Linked DNA regions of Homo sapiens: region 1 is linked to region 2. Evidence: read pairs that join two places in POLR2A ChIA-PET (ENCODE). Cell type or tissue: PC-9. All regions are shown on one strand. Region 1 overlaps IL12RB2 (interleukin 12 receptor subunit beta 2). Region 2 has its middle 43 kb from the start of LINC01702.

Evidence for each region. Peaks named below come from ENCODE experiments on the same cell type or tissue, not always from the same donor. Only the 100,000 strongest peaks of a DNase experiment are listed, where the experiment ranks them.
Region 1: POLR2A ChIA-PET joins it to region 2 with 6 read pairs; 5 of 35 experiments call an interaction of 5 or more read pairs at or near these places.

The regions. Positions count from the first base shown.
Region 1 is chr1:67,370,462-67,372,961 of GRCh38, reverse strand. It overlaps IL12RB2 (interleukin 12 receptor subunit beta 2), which reads right to left. Exons shown (of 17, transcript NM_001374259.2): 12 at 428-526; 13 at 179-337. Among named protein-coding and RNA genes, the nearest start is that of SERBP1, 59 kb to the left of the region's middle. In PC-9, no CTCF peak of the experiment used is centred here; a DNase peak (open chromatin) is centred at 1,041.
Region 2 is chr1:67,478,518-67,481,017 of GRCh38, reverse strand. No RefSeq gene overlaps it. Among named protein-coding and RNA genes, the nearest start is that of LINC01702, 43 kb to the left of the region's middle. RefSeq lists a silencer at 1,425-1,564. In PC-9, no CTCF peak of the experiment used is centred here; a DNase peak (open chromatin) is centred at 1,537.

The DNA.
Region 1 (2,500 bases), 110 kb after region 2:
TGTTTAGATGTCTTTTCTAATTCTTCATTCAGTTAACTTTACAAGTATTTATGGAGTACTTACTATATGCCAGGCATTGCGCTAGCACATGTGTGTAGATGTGCACACACACCTCCTTGTGTTTTCCTGACATCCAAACAAGAAGGCCCCACTCACTGCATTTGGTTCTCACACATACCACAGAGCTGAGGCTGGGAGTTGGAGTCCCGTTCCTTCCAGTATATCCTATAATGGAGGAGGCAGCCCATTTGCTCCTGGACTGGAATGCTGTTCCATGAAATTAAAATGCTCCCCTTTTCCTCTGTGATGGCATTAATGTGGGGGCCACTCAGTGGTGCTGTAAAGTAGGGCACAGGAGGCTTCTGTCACCCTCCAAATCCAAATCATTAAACTAAAGCAAAATTTGGCAAAAGATCCCAAGACTCACCTTTGTGCTTAGAGTTACCCAGGATGGAGCTGCATCCTCCTTGATCCCCTGAGAGTGCATACACACGGATTTCATAACAGATGTAGGATTTTATGTTCTCTGCAAGGAAAAGGGAATTCCCATAACAGCCGTGCCATTACTGGTGAGTCACTAAAGGGAGCCATTTTATTATCTGATACAAATGCTTTCAAGGTGTTTCTTGCCTTTTCCTAGTTTAAAGATGGTTCAAGCACAGTCTGGACTGATGACCTATGTTACAAATTCTCAGCATCTGATTTGCCATGACGTTGGCTTCTGGAAGTTACTGCTCCCAACTTCAAAGGATGAGATCAACCAACCAACCAACCTGAGTTTCTTTCCATATAAACAAACAGGATCACCATGATTAAGAAGGAGACAAAAGCTATTTGAGTTCCAACACGGATTTAAATATAACCACACACACACACACACACAGACACACACACGCACCCAGACTGCTTTTGAAACAAACAAAACAACTTGCCTTCAAGAAAAAAAACCTTTTGATTCCTACAAATAAAGCATTTGCTGTTTACAGGAAAGTGAGGCTGGAATTTTGCAGGCATAGAACCTGAATAGCTTTTCTAATTCTGCGATGCTTATCAAGATCTGACAGGGCAGATGACACACTCAGGCATAACTAACCAGGGTGCTCTGGGTGCAATCCGACCCCTTGTTACCCCATCTCCTCTCCCTGTATGTTCCAGTTAGATTTCAGTTGCTTCCCAGCCTGGAAGATTTAAAAGGTACTTGGGAATGTTAATGCTCCTTCCTGGCTTTTAAAGCGCCGCACTTTCAATTTTCTGTCAGTCATGAAGCTTATTGGCAAGTCTTTCTTCCCCACCAAAATTCCTTATTTCCATGAATCTCAGATTTCTACTACTTGTGAATAAAAGGCCCCTTTCATAGATACCTCTCCTGAAATACTTTTACATTTCAAATGAACATTTAAAGGAAAAAGAGATAAGTCCTACTAGGTAACTATAGTATCAGGGAGTCAAAGTAAGAACCCTACCCAGTATTGATTAATGCCCTGCCGATAGGTAGCCAGGGTCCCCTACACTGACAGTTGATTAGGGTTTAACTTTTTTTTTTTTCAGGAAGAATAATTTTATATCATAGAAAAATTTATTAAATTATTTGTGTTTTATATGAAAATCCATTGCTCATTAAATATTCCAGCAAATAGACAGCACATAAAACTCAGTTGTGCAACCAGTGCTGTCAGAAGAGACCATGACAAGATCAAAACACATGCCATGGGTAAATTCCAATTTGAGTTCATGAACTAAGCGAAGTGGAGAAAAGGACACAGTCAGCTTAGTATGGTAATCCAAAGATTCCTCATGGGTGGCATTGACACCAAGAAGCCCAAAGGGCAACATGGAATATGAAATCATATTTAATGTGGGAGGGGCCAGTGAGTAGCTTTCAGCCCCCAGTGCCTGGCTGTTCTGCCCCTAGTCGTGAAAGGGGCCAACCAACCACCGCCTTATGGAGGCATGGGAGTTCCAGATGAGCTCGTTAGGCAGACAGTTCCATTGTATTTTGCCATTCAAAATGTGAGTTCAGGGCAGAGGCCTTGGGAACTGCTGCATTAGAAGTTGTGGTTTATTTTTGTGAATGGCTTACCTTTAGCGGAGGAGAGAAGACAATGTGGTTCTGTAATTCAGTTGACATTTCCCTTTCCACCAAGAGTAGAGCCCTCCTAGCAAGCTTCTTCCCCAGTTCTGGCCTCAAGAACTCCTGTTTTACTGGCTGATTCTTGTATGAACACTCTCTAACAATATCTGCTCCCCATCTCAAAACCTTCAGTGTATGAAGCCCATACTCCTCAGACTTTTATTTCCTTTCTAGAGTCTGGCCGCAATTTCCGACTCATTTCCCACCACTCCCATACATACATACATACCTAGTACCCTTCAGCAAAGTCCCTGCCCCCATGTTTATAAACCATCACTTAGGTGGTTTTTCTGCAGAAAGCTAATTTCACCTGTTAAGTGTGGGAGAAGGCAAACATTAAATGACCAGTAACGAGGAAGAAGAAGGCAT
Region 2 (2,500 bases):
AGGCTGCTTGAACAGTGCTGACAGCAGACACATCACTAAGAAGGAAGAAGCCACAGTGCAAGAAAGAAAATCGTACTATACACTACGTTACAGGCATTGAAAAGCACTCCATGAGGAATCCTGGAAATGACTACGCCATATCCAAATCAGAGCATAAAGCCCTATAATTTGACATGGAGGGGCCTACAATCATGTCTTGGTGTATTAATATAAATATGACCTTACTACAATAGTTAAAAGCATGGATTTTGGAGCCAGACTACCTGGGTTTGAGTCACAGTGTGGCCCTGAGCCACTTACTGAACCTCTTTGAGCCTTTTTTTTTTTTTTTTTTTTTTTTTGTAAGAGATGGAATCCTGCTATGTTGCCCAGGCTGGCCTCAAACTCCTAGACTCAAGATCCTCCCACCTCAGCTTCCCAAGTAGGTGGGATTACAGGCACATGCCAGCAAACCCAACTGGGTCTTATATTTCCTCATCTGTAAACTGGAGATAATAATATATTTGTTTCAGAAGGTTGTGTTAGTATTCCAGGAATTGGTAGTATATAAAAAGTACTTAGAACAATGCCTGGCACATAATAAGAGCTACATAATTGTTGAAAAATATTTTGTACTCTCGAGTTACTAATGCCTGCCACAAGCTTCTTACATGGCCTTCCTGGGATGGAACTCACCTCCTCAACTATGGAGACTGTTGCATGTTAGAAAATTCTAGCTATTAAAATTTCTTGCTGGCCAAGCTCGGTGGCTCACGCCAGCACTTTGAGAAGCTGAGGTGGGAGGATCCCTTGAGCCCAGGAGTTCAAGAACAGCCTTGGCAACATGGCAAAACCATCTCTACAAAAAATTAGCCAGGTGTGGTGGTGAGTGCCTGTAGTCCCAACTACTCAGGAGGCTGAGGTGAGAGGATGTCTTGAGCCCAGGAGGCGAAGGTTGCAGTAAGCTGAGATCGAGCCACCTCACTCTAGCCTGGGTGACAGAATGAGACCGTCTTAAAAAAAAAAAATTCTGATGTTAAGGCAGCTTTCTTCCTTGCAACTTCTCCATAGTGGTTCCAGTTTTTCTCTGAGACATTCCAAAATAAACCTTTCCATGTTAACAGCTCATTGAGACAACTCTCAGGAGCTTCCGGCGTTTTTTTTTTTTTTTTTTTCTCCAAGCTAAGCAGCCCCAGATCCTTCACTATTTCCCCAGAGAGCAGGCTCCAAACCCCTCTCCATCCTGGGTGCACCTCTGAATGCACTTCAGATGATCAATATTGAGGAGGGATGTGGGCCCCAGGAGAGTGGCCTCAGGGCTGTCTCTAAAAGATCTCCGTCCCCCAGCCCCTCAAATGCACACATGCTCCTCGGAGGGAAAACGACAGATTAACCCAACTGCTTCAAATTAATTTTGTTTGGAAGAGCAAGGGGAAGAAGATTTCCAAACAGGGCCAAGGACTTTGTCAAAGCTGTTCCTCTAAGATAGAGATGGACAACCGGCTGGCCTGGACAGAGGCCAGCTGGGAGGTGTAACCCCAGCCAGGGACCTGAGCTCAGCACTGGCTCCTCCTCTTGGGAGGTAAGAAGGAAAAGCTGGTTTTCTCAGTAGAGATAAGTACATGGTGTGTGGTCAAGGAAAAAAATAAAACTTCTCCTTATATCTGGCCCAGGCTATAACTCACGGCTCCAGTGGGGACATAGGCCTCCCTCACTCCACTCTCACTGTTGGAGTCCCGGTGGCAGTGGACTGCCCCTCCCCTCCACGGTGTGAGGCTACCAGATGGAAGCACGTGGTTTCCAGGTTTTACTTGCTCAGGACTTTCTGAATCATTTTCTTTTATGGGTCTGAGTGGTGGAGGAACAGGGGGTAAGAGGCAGTGTGGAAAACATCATTTTTTTATCTCAATTAGACTTTGTTTTCTGCAGGATGACAGTTGAAACTCTCTTCAGTTGCTTACTGTTTGGCCATATTTAATGAGGATTACACCCAAGGACTGCTTTGGAAATAGGTCTCCTCATTTGTTTCATTAAAAAACATTTATAAAAGTAAGACCTGCTCAACAAAGGAAAAAAACATCAACCCTAGTTCACCACCCAAAAGCAACCTTCATTAACACTTTGGTGGGGTTCTTGTCGGAGTTTATGTCAGAGCTTTTCATCTCTTTTCTAAATAAGTATAATCGTAGTTGTACAATACATAATTCCAAATCATGCATACACTTTATGAACATTTCTCCCATTAGTATATACTTTACACAAACATACTTACAACTTTTATTAAGATATAATTCCCATATCATATAATTCATGCATTTAAAGTATATAATGTAATGGTTTTTAGTAGAAACACAGAATTGTGTGACCATCACCACGATCAATTTTAGAACATTTTTGTAACCCTGCAAAGAAACCTCACACCCATTAGCAGCCACGCTCCACTCCCATCCTGCCCTACCCCCAGTCCCAGGCAACCACTAATCTATCTTCCATCTCAAAGATCTGCCTACTCTAGACATTT